3 separate regions of the Homo sapiens genome follow, and regions 1 and 3 are each linked to region 2. Evidence: chromatin contacts called from ENCODE Hi-C or POLR2A ChIA-PET data. All regions are on one chromosome and are shown on one strand. Each heading gives the region's core, a stretch centred on a gene start or an enhancer-like site at or near the end of the contact. The rest is flanking DNA. Distances are from core to core; before and after follow the strand shown. Region 1 has its middle 23 kb from the start of LINC01271. Region 2 has its middle 58 kb from the start of LINC01271. Region 3 has its middle 94 kb from the start of PTPN1.

Region 1 (3,284 bases), core at 163-2,662, 36 kb before region 2:
TCAAAATCTCTGCCCTCTGGTTCTCAGCTAGAGGTGGTTTTGTTCCCCATGGGACACTTGGTTATGTCTGGAGATGTGTGTGGTTGTCACAGCTGGGTGGAGGGAGGGTGCTATCAGCATCTAGTGGGGAGAGGCCAAGGAGGCTGCTGAACCAATCCTACAAAGCCCAGGGCAGCCTTCAGGTGCAGAATGATCTGGCCCCAAATGTCAGTCAAGCCAAGGTCGAGGGACCCTGGTCCGGGGGCACAGACACCAAATAGGACAAGCCAATGAACTCAAACCGTGAAGCCAGCAGCTGATGAGCACTTTCGGATTAAATGAGCCGGAGCATGGTGAGAGGGATGCAGAGGGGTGTGGCTGCTCAAACAGGTGCCGTCTGCACAGGGGCAGGTCCTGAAAAGATTGTGGCACTGCTGGCAGGGTGGCCCTGGCATTGTAGGTGTTCACTGAGTGGCACTTTCTTTTTTCCACCCTGCCTAATCTTCATGACGTCCTTGCTGTGGAGCAGGGATCTGTGTTCCTGACCGGGCATCGCAAGCCGTTAAGAGGCTGACCCAGGGCTCCTGACCACTCAGTCAGTGTCCTTGTGCTGCCTGGAGGTAGTGATGGTCTCTGAATTGCCTCCTGTCATTCAGTCAGTCAACAAACATCTAACAGGAGCCCATTGGGGCATAGGGGGAGGGAGCAACTTAGGGTGAACTGCTCAGCTTACAACATGTGGTAGGTACGCAGGAAAGACTGGTGAAAGGAATGAAAAGAAAGAATAAGTGAATAAGCAAGCCTCAGGCCATTAAGACAATGATCATGGCCAGCATTGATTGAGTGCCTACTGTGTGGCAGGCTCATCCTAAACCCTCCATGTGAGAGTCTTACAGAAGGAACACCTCTGAAAGGGGGGCCAACGACCATCCCCACTTTCAAGGTGAGAAGACTGAGGGGAAGAGAGGTGATGTCAACTGCCCGAGGCCTAGCAAGAGAATGGCAAGGCTGTCGCCGGAGCCTGGGCCTACCAGATCCCAGGGTGCACCTGCTGCCTCAGTGTTGTGTATGCTGTGGCTCAAATCGTTATGCCACCGGCCCTGTGAGGGAGGTGCTAGCATTATCCCATGTTACAGATGAGGAAACCAAGTCTCAGAGACAGGAAGTGACTTGCCCAAGGTCACACGGCATGTGTGTTTGAATCTAGATTTCACGTTTTCAGCCACCAAACCCTGCCCCTCGTAAGCCCTGGCCGCTCTGTGAGGAGGATGCGTAAGTCCCAAGGGGTTGGGGAGGGAAAGTGGGCCAGGGAGCTAAGCCCTCCAGGGTCTGCAGGACCAGGCAGGAGGCTCTGAAGGAGGCAGGGTCCCTGGTGGGCAGATGGGAGCAGGTGGGCCTGGGGAGCCGCCAGCCTTCCGCCCCCACGTGCAGGCATGCCCGCCAGGAGGGCCTGTGGAGAGGCCGCCCCGCGGTGTGTGCCAGGCTGACAATGGCTCCTTGTGTCTGTGCCGACGGTGGGAGAGGGGAGGTATTGTTTGCCAGGACACCTTCCCGCCAAGGCTGGCTGCAGGCGGTCCTTGTCCTAGGACGCTTGGCACGGGGCTGTTCCGGGCGCCAGAGGGAAGTGTGTGTGTGCATGTGTGTGGCTGGGTGTTCTGGGCCACGTTGGTGCTGGCTGCGGCTCCCTGGGTGTGCCTGTGCACGTGTGTGTGGGGTGAGGGCATGTGTGTCTATCTGAGTGTGCCCATGCACGTCTTGCACACCCATGGCCAGTGTGTCTGAATAGTCTTGTGGCTTGGGGCTTCCATGTGTCTCCCTGGGCGTGGCTGTGGCTGTGACTTTACGTCTGGCACCGTGTGTCTCTCTGTACCTCTGGACCACGTGTGGCTCTGAGCACCTTTGGTTTGCGTGCCCATGTATGTCTCAGCCTGTCCCTCTGCTTGTGTCTCCATCTCCCTCGGGGTCTGTCTGTGGAGCATCTTGATCCCAAGGGGGCAAGAAAGCCTCTGTTTCAGAGTGCGGGCTGAGTTCCATTCGTGGCTGATAGGTGAGGGAGGGGGCTTCAGGCAGAGGGAATGGTGGGTGCCCAAGCTGGGGGGCAGGATGGAGTTGGCAGATCTGCAAGAGCAGCCAGGAGGCTGGGTGGCCGCAGTGAAGTGAGTGGAGGTGAGAGGACACCAGGGGCCACCTGCAGGCCAGAGTCCAAAGTGAGGGGCAGCCATCAGAGGATCTGGATGGGACCATGACATGGTCTGTTTCATGGCAACGCCTTTGGCTGCAGGTGAAAAATGGGTTGTAGGGCAAGCCTGAGAGGTGTTGGGAGTCGCTGTGGCCAGTGTTAGGAAGCAGTTCCACAGCGCCACCTCAAGGAACCCCCACTCCATGGCAGGGGTTGCAACTTCCCCATTTTGCAGAGGTGGAAACTGAGGCCCAGGGAGGAGAAATGCCTCCCAAGGCCTGCAGCCTGGGAGCTGGCCCAATGCTAAAGCCAACCCTCCACCTCCTCCATCTTGGCTGCCTGCTCCTCTGCAAGTCGCTCTGCATCTTGAGGCTCTGGTGACGCCTGTGCTAAAGTCAGAGAACCTGGAGTCCTCGTCAGGTCAGGAACCAGGACTCTGGAGCCAGATGACTTGGGTTCGAATCCTGCCTCTGTAGCTGTGTGACCTTGGGCAAATCACTTAGCCTCTCTGCACCCCAGTGACCTCATTGGCCAAATGGGAGTGCTTGTTCATCATTACCTCCAAAGTGCTGTGCCACTAGATCCCACCTGTGACAGCCGCATCTCCTATCCCTGCTTTATTTTTCTCCAAAACACTCATCACCTTCTAGCATACTACATCTTGTATTTACTTCCGATGACACTGGAGTGTCCGTTCCACGGCATTTTGGGTTTTTTGTTCATGAGTAGTGTCTAGAACAGGGTCCTGCACATAGTTGGTGCTCAGGACTATTTTGTTGCAAGAACCAGGTAATACATGTGACATATGGGAACACAGCCTGGCACGTAGTGGGTGGAATGGAGGTGTCTGCTGTTGTCATTAAGTTGGGAGTAGGCACTTGGAAGCAGGACAGCCCAGTCAATCCTGATTAGGAATGGGTGTCCCATCTCCTTTTCTGCACATCCTTCTTGCCTTCAGGACCTGCTCAGCCCACTCTGGGCCAGACATCTTTTATATTGGTCTCTGAAAATAGGGAGACTCTGGCAGGTGCTATGAGCTGCTGGTTTCAAGCCTTATGAGGGATCAGTGACCCGGTTTCCCCACCTGACCACAGCTGATCCAGAGGCTTCGATGGTCTCTGCTCTC
Region 2 (3,667 bases), core at 728-3,227:
CACGTGTGTGGCTAAGCATGTGTGAGTGAGTAGGCATCTGTGTGCCGTGTGTGGGAGCCGGGCAGGGGGCAGCGTGTATGGCTGAGTGTGCCAGCACATTGCTGAGCATGTACTCGTGTGCGTCTGGGTGTGTGAATGACAAAATAAGTGTATATGGTTAATTACATGAGTGTGTGAGTGAGTGTGGGGAGGGGATGTGTGTATCCTTGATTGTGGGAGTCAGAGTGTGTGTATGTGTGTGTGTGTATGTACATGCGCTGTTGTGAAGAGTTCTGCAAGAACCCCTCCCCTTTTTTAAATTTTATTTTTTGAGATGGAGTCTTGCTCTGTTGCCCAGGCTGGAGCACAGTGGTGCGACCTTGGCTCACTGCAACCTCTGCATCCCGGCTTCAAGCAATTCTCCTGCCTCAGCCTCCCGGGAAGCTGGGATTACACACGCGCAACACCACGCCCCGATAATTTTTGTATTTTTTTTTTAGTAGAGACGGGGTTTCACCATGTTGGCCAGGCTGGTCTTGAACTCCTGAACTCAGGTGATCCACCCGCCTGGGCCTCCCAAAGTGCTGGGATTACAGGTGTGAGCCACCGTGCCCAGCCAAGAAACCCCTTTTGCATACAGAGCTTTGCTCCTTTGCACGAAAATGCTTATGAACAGGTGGGGTCAGCTGGTGGATGTGTTTAAAATTTTGACAGAAATGGCCAAGGAGCTCTTTAGAAAGGGCAGAGGGGAGCGGTGATATCCAAGTTGATCCCTGACCAGTCAGAACAGGTGTCAGCTGCAAATACCCAAGCCAGCTGAGCCAGCCCTGGTCACTCCAACTTCTGCTCCCACCAGCAGCATCCAAGAAGGCTTGACCTTGAGTCATTCTCAGGCCATCCCCAAAGCAAACAGTGAATGGTGAGCTTTATAATAACAAAGTCAACATATTATAATCTCATGGGCCGTCAGTTACAATGGCAAACATTCATTCATTCATTCATTCACCAATATTCACTGAGCACCTACTATGCCCCAGGCACAGTTTCTGGTGCTGGGGATGCAGCCAAGAACAAGACGGACAAAAATTCCTTTGCTGGTGGCGCTGGTGGGAACAAGCAGACGACAAAATAAGTGAACAGCCTGTGGAGAGGGTTAATTGGTGGTAAGTGCTGTAGATAAAAATAAAGCAGGAACAGTAGATCCAGAACGCCAGGTGGGTTTGCAGTTTTAAAAAGACTGGTCAGTTGGGGCTCCAAGGGAAGCAGGCGTTTGGGTGAAGACCTGAAGGAGGTGAGGGCCAAGCCACATGGATCTCTAGCGGAAAAGCAAAGCAACCCCCAGGCAGAGGCCACGGCAAGCGCAAAGGGCCGGCGACAGCACACACTTGGCCAGTTCAAGGAACAGAGAAGGGGCCAGTGTGGATTTAGTAGCTTTTTAAAAACTAATGATAAAAGCAAATGGTGCTTGTGGAACCACCACACAGAAAAACGAATACAAGAGAAATTGAAAGTCCACAGTCGCTGAAGGGTGGGGGCAGGGGAGATGGACTAAGGATCCGGGTGTCTGGGGTACAGTTCACTTGATAATCAAAGCAATTTTCCGTTTTGACAAGGCAACGCCAAAATAGCGCAGCTGCATCCAAACCTCCCAGCCGCAGCGAAACACCCGGCGTTTTTACACTCGTACCCCAGCCCGACCCTGAGCCAGGCACGTAGTAGGCGCTCGGTCTGCTTCTACATCCTCCCAGCTCCCTGGGTCCTGAGGGGGCGAGGAAAGATGAGTGCAAACCCCCCAAGGTACAGACTGACTTATCCCCAGATCCCCACAGGCCGCCAGCCAGGCCCCCAGCGGCCCCGGAATGACAGCGTCGTCTCTTCCTCCTCCTGCTTTTATGAGCTGTGAAGGAGGCTTGTCTCGCGTTGCACAATTGCCCCTTAATTGCTATTTCCTCTCAGTTATGAATTATGTCATGGATATGGCCGCTCACGTTATTAAACTTCCACACAGGCCTTATCGTCTGGAGTCCGGCCAGCAACCCAGCCTGACCTACTTTCCCACCGGATTTCAAAACCGCCTCCCTTGTCCTCTCGTTGGACTTTTCCTAAGGAGAGTCTACTGTGCCCAAAAACTTGACGCTAAAAATAAAAACTAGAACGGAGAAGGGGGGCCACAGCTGGCCCCACCGAAGGCCTGAGGCTCGGAGAAGTCCCTGGTGACTGGGGCCAAACCCCTCCCTTCCTAGAAGCTTCCTCAGAAAACCTGTCCTTGCGATGCAGGGTTCCCAGCAGGACAGGCAGGGACACCAGCCATAGTCCCAGGTCCCCTGCGTGATCAGATCCCACTCTCGCCTTTCTCGGTCATGGCCGGGATGACTGACTTTGGAGGCAGGCAAACCTGGGTTCAAACCTTAGCTCTGACACTGACTAGCCCATTCATTCATTCATTCATTCACTCCAGGTATTGACTGTCTCCTGAGTGCTGGCCCTGTGCTGGGCAGTGGGGAAATATCTGAGAACGAGGCAGACACAGTCGCTGCCCTCATAGAACTTTTAATCTAGTAGGCAGAGATGGGCACAAAACACAAATTCTGAAATTAGGGCAATGAAGAAAATAAGACAGTGCGGTAGGTTTGAGAACAGCAGGGCTGCCCGTTTGAGACAGTCAGGGAGAACTCTCTGTGCGGAGGGGTCATTTAAGCAAAGACCCCAGTCATGAGAAGAGCCGGATCCAGGAAGCCAGCCCTAATGAGGGAGGGGCTCAGGAGGTGCCTCGCATGCAGGATAGAAGGAGGCGCTTGCTCTCAGTCTCAGCCACGCGCAGGTTGGCATTTGAGAGTGAGAGCCTCCTGAAAGCTTCACCCTGGGGATCTCACTTGCCCCAACCTAGTCCTGGGCCTGCTGGGAAGGAAAGGCATCTAAGCAAAGGGCGCAGCGAATGCAAAGGCCCTGCAGTGGGATGAGCCTGGCGCTCTGGTGCAGAGAGAGCCAGGGAAGAGTGCAGTGCAGGGATGGGGACGTGGGTGAAGCTGGAGAGGTGGGGGTGCAGACCACAGAGGGCCTCGAAGGCCATGCTGAGGATTTGGTAAGGGAGAAGCTCTATTGTGAGGGCAGAGCTGGCAATCCTCGTGGGTGAGGTGATATTTGCCGGGGAGGTAGGGAAGACTCAGGGTGCATTTCTAGGCCGGATGACTTCTTGATTGATGTAGGAGAGATTAGCAAGTGCTTCATTTCTCAGTCTTTAATATTCTTCATCTGGGAAGTGGGAATAATAACATCAACCTCCCCAGAGAAGGTACCATACTTAGCACAGTGATTTACCTGGGTCACCCAGGAAGTTCGTGGCTCAGCCAGGACTGGAACCCAGGCCCTGCTCTCCAGGATGATCGCAACAGGCAGGGGCTGGATCTTGGCATGAGATTCTCCAGCGATGCCACCTCCCGGCCAAACAGGCCTCAGCAGCAGGGGCTGGATTTTTTTCTTTCTGAATTGTGCTTATGCGTGGGGCTGTTTATCTAACTTGGCTGAAGTTTGAGTCCTGGGTCTGTAAACATACCCTTTTAATTATTATACAAATGGTACATGTTCGTGGAATAAAAATTTGAAAATGAAAATAAGCAAGAAGAAAAAGAACGAGAGAGAAAGAGGGAGGAAGGAGGGAAGGAAGGAAGGAAGGAAGGAGGGAGGGAGG
Region 3 (3,536 bases), core at 232-2,731, 36 kb after region 2:
CTGGGATTACAGGCATGCGTTACCACACCTGGCTTGATTCCACTTTTCTTATGCTCCTCTTTCTTTTGATTGTCTGTAGGTTCTGATTTTTTAAAATAAATGTCATGATTTATAATCGAGTGAATAAAAAAAAAACTCAAAATGAATAGGAGCAGGAGAGCTGGAACTCACGGGTCTGCAGAGGACTTAGACCCAGGGAAGGAAGAATACACAAGAAACCAATCAACAGAGGCTGGAGTAGGAGGTATCCTCACTTCTCCCTGGATACCTTTTGAACCTTTTGAATATGTAAGTATTCAAATAATAGTAATAAGCAAAGGTATTTTAAAATGAAACTTTGAGTCAAGTTTTATTTTCGTGAAAAATGAAAAAACAGACAACAGTAGGATCTCAATTTAAATACGCGAGCTGAGCTGAATTCCCGTGCACATCTTAGAGTGGTTCTCTCTGGGTCACCTTTTTAGTTTTCTTCTTTGTACTTTTCTGTGTCTCCTATATTTAAAATAAGAAGAATAAAAAAAGACGAGAAAAAAAGACTACCGAATATAGACCATTTACCACGGGCAAGATCCCATTCTGGGTGCTTTACAAACATGCTTTTGCTTCATCCCCATGACCTTCTCATTCCTTACTTTCATTTGACAGATGAGGAAACTGAGGCTCAGAGCACAAAGTCACCGGCCAGGGTCACCCGGCCGGATTTGACCCGCGTTGATCAGATCCTAAAGTCTGTCTCTAAACTAGAAAGCTCAAGTACCCTTGGTATGTCCTTCAAGGAAACGACTTTGCTTTGAAAATCAGGGGGAAAAAATAAACAAACCAAACAAGAAATATGACATTTTTTTAAACCACTTATTTAAGCTCTGATGGGACCTGAGACCAGCCGAGCTTGGGGAGGGTTTCTCGGCAGGGCACTGTTTGTGTTGTGGGTGGGGCTGTCCTGCCTGGCAGTCCCCCATGGCACATCCCTGCCTGCTCGTCAGCCATGTTCCCCTGTCACTGTGACACTCAGATCCCCCATCTCTGCCAGCCTCCCCTCCTTGAAGACTGCTGGCCTAGACACTGCAGTGACACTGAATTCCTGCTGGGGCCTCGCTCCTGTTGTCCTGTGAGCCACTGTGGGTTGACACCCCCTGCAGACCTGAGAAGCAGGTGCCTCAATGGCTTTGTTTTACAAGGAGACTCAGAGAGGGCTGGGTGACTTGTCACACAGCCAAGACTTGGCCCCATGCAATACTGCCTACCCTCTGGGACCAAGTCTTTTGTGGTTGTGGGGTCGAAGCAGGGGAAGGGAAAGGCGAGTGGCCTGCAGCCCCAGGCTCAGAGGGAAGGCAGCCACAAAGCGCGGTCCACTCTCCAGCCAGCTGAGCTAGGCCGGGAGAAGTGAAGCTTTGCTGCCAGGCTGGGTAGGCCAGGCCGGGCGGCGGGCAGGCGGCCACTACAGTGGGGACCGGGAAGTCGAGCACTCCCTCTCGCCTGCCCGGCAGTGTCCCATGGCCGCCCGCCAGGCCCCGCCTGACGTCAGGGTCTGACCAGGGACATAATGTGCTGGCGTGGGGACAAGGGCTGACTGCAGAGAGACAGAGCCGCAAGGCGGGGCGGCCAGGGGAGGCGGGCAGGCAGAGGAGGAGAGAGAGAAAGGGAGAGAGAGAAACAGGCAGAGTGAGAGAGAGAGAGCGAGAGACAGGGGATGGGAAAGAGAAACACAAACAGATGGAGAGAGAAGGAAACAGAGGGAGGGAGAGAGACCGAGAAAGTGAAAAAGAGAAACAGACAGAAAAGAGACACAGAGAAGGAGAAAAACACAACTAGGAAGATGTTCAGGGAAAGCTGGAGAGACAGCAAGAGCCAGAGAGACAGCAAGAGCCAGAGAGAGGAAAGTGGAGGTGCTGGGGGGGAAATGACAGAGAGAGGAGGCCTAGCAGGGGCTGTGCGGTTAAGGGCAGGTGCTTGGGAGACCCCAGACCTGGGCTGGGGCTTTGACTCTGCCCCTGTGAGCTGTTGACTCACCTCTGAGAGCCTCCACTCCTTACCTGGTGCAATGGGAGTCTGAGTAACAGGGCTTCGCTCATCTGGGGAGGGGACAGAGCCCCTTTCCATGATGCGAGAGGGAGAACAGGAGTCAGATCTGTGTAAAGTACTTTGGCAGAGCCCTGCATGTAGTAAGTGCTCAATAAATTGGAGGTGAAAATTGAGAAAGAGTTGGGAAGTGGGAAATGGAATGCCAGAGTGTGAGTGGATGGGGGTCGCCCCCATGGACAGAAACTCTCGCTCCACAGCACTCCCTTCCCTGTAGCCTTGGAACAACCCCCTTCCTGTCCCTGCATGGCTTCAGCTTGAGGCCACCAGCACAGACCTTGGCCTGGCCTTGCCTGTCTTGGGGCCCAACCCCCTGCTTATGGGTTCAAGAAGGCCATGATCCCAAGGCCATCGCGTCACCAAAGCCAAGCAAGGCCAGACCCTGGTCACTTCTGGCTTTCCAGCCTCGTCACCCCTCAGCCGCTTAATTGTTAAATGGCCTGGCAGGGCTGAGGGACTGAGCCAGCCGCCTGTCTGGGTGGGGGCAGCCGTTCCCGCATGTCCTCCATTAGTGCAGGGGCACACACGCCAGAGGCCTCAGGTAGCACTTGCTGAGGTGAGGATGCAAAGATCCCTTTCTCTAGCTCCCACTATTCCCAGAAGCCTTCATCAGCCTCAGCCTCGGCCTCAAATTCTCACTGTGTGCCAGGCATGCTTCTGAGCGCTTCACAGGATTAATCTACTTAATCCTCCTGACAGCCCCAAGAGATGAAGTGCTAACATTATCTCATTTTACAGATGAAGACGCTGAGGCTCAGAGAGCTGGAGTCACTGGTCCAAGCCCACCTGCTAAGGAGTGGCAGGGCCAGGCAGCCACTTAACCACAGAGCAGCTACGATTCCCTGCACAACTTGAGCAGCAGCCTGTGCCGGGTGGCAACACAAGCGCCCGGATCATCTGACCAGGGAGCAGTCCTTGGCTGGGAGTGATTTTGCCCCCACAGGAGATATTAGGCTATATGTGGGGACATTTGGGGTTGTCACAACTGGAGAGAAGTTACTGGCATCTGATGGGTGGAGGCCAGGGATGCTGTTCAGTGCCCTACAGTGCACAAGACAACCCCCATAGCAGAGAATTATCCAGCTCCAAATGTCAGTAGCACCAAAGTTAAGAACCTTCTATAAGGTAAATTCTATTACAATCTCCATGTTATAAATGTGGAAACTGAGGCACAGAGAGAGGGTGGGACTATAAGGTAAGTTCTGTTACAATCTCCATGTTATAGATGTGGAAACTGAGGCACAGAGAGAGGGTGCCACTTGCACAAGAAGCCCACTTCATGCCCTGCTCTTCCATAAGACCCCACTGCCAATCTGCATTAAGACACCCCTGCCTCCATTCGAGGCCTTCTGAGTCCTCACTTGCTCAGTACAGACAATGCTTCGCATCCTCTCAATATATGAAGGTCATCTTAGTCATTGACAGAAAAAAAAGATCAAGCCACAAAGTCACTGGGA

Evidence for each region. Hi-C counts contacts between places; a loop is a spot of excess contacts on that map. ChIA-PET counts read pairs that join two places held with the same protein, here RNA polymerase II (POLR2A). Pooled maps may share reads with other maps.
Region 1: a map of HepG2 shows a loop between it and region 2 (9-fold over the local background). The contact joins two enhancer-like sites. A Hi-C loop is called at or near these places in 15 of 168 maps with a recorded cell type or tissue (CD14-positive monocyte, CD4-positive, alpha-beta memory T cell, CD8-positive, alpha-beta T cell and 10 more), 2 of 37 single-sample maps with no recorded cell type and 17 of 50 pooled maps. POLR2A ChIA-PET finds 5 or more read pairs at or near these places in 13 of 52 experiments (HepG2, MCF 10A, T-cell and 8 more).
Region 3: a map of heart left ventricle shows a loop between it and region 2 (11-fold over the local background). The contact joins two enhancer-like sites. A Hi-C loop is called at or near these places in 13 of 168 maps with a recorded cell type or tissue (CD14-positive monocyte, Caco-2, HepG2 and 7 more) and 12 of 50 pooled maps. POLR2A ChIA-PET finds 5 or more read pairs at or near these places in 4 of 52 experiments (HepG2, MCF 10A, endothelial cell of umbilical vein and 1 more).

The regions. Positions count from the first base shown.
Region 1 is chr20:50,342,244-50,345,527 of GRCh38, forward strand. No RefSeq gene overlaps it. Among named protein-coding and RNA genes, the nearest start is that of LINC01271, 23 kb to the left of the region's middle. Within about 2 kb of position 1,413, at least 2 of the 41 ENCODE cell types and tissues checked have a DNase peak (open chromatin) inside an H3K27ac peak, as active enhancers do.
Region 2 is chr20:50,377,479-50,381,145 of GRCh38, forward strand. No RefSeq gene overlaps it. Among named protein-coding and RNA genes, the nearest start is that of LINC01271, 58 kb to the left of the region's middle. RefSeq lists a silencer at 1,590-2,018. Within about 2 kb of position 1,978, at least 26 of the 41 ENCODE cell types and tissues checked have a DNase peak (open chromatin) inside an H3K27ac peak, as active enhancers do; they include PC-3, heart left ventricle and heart right ventricle, where a contact is called at or near this core.
Region 3 is chr20:50,414,255-50,417,790 of GRCh38, forward strand. No RefSeq gene overlaps it. Among named protein-coding and RNA genes, the nearest start is that of PTPN1, 94 kb to the right of the region's middle. Within about 2 kb of position 1,482, at least 32 of the 41 ENCODE cell types and tissues checked have a DNase peak (open chromatin) inside an H3K27ac peak, as active enhancers do; they include PC-3, heart left ventricle and heart right ventricle, where a contact is called at or near this core.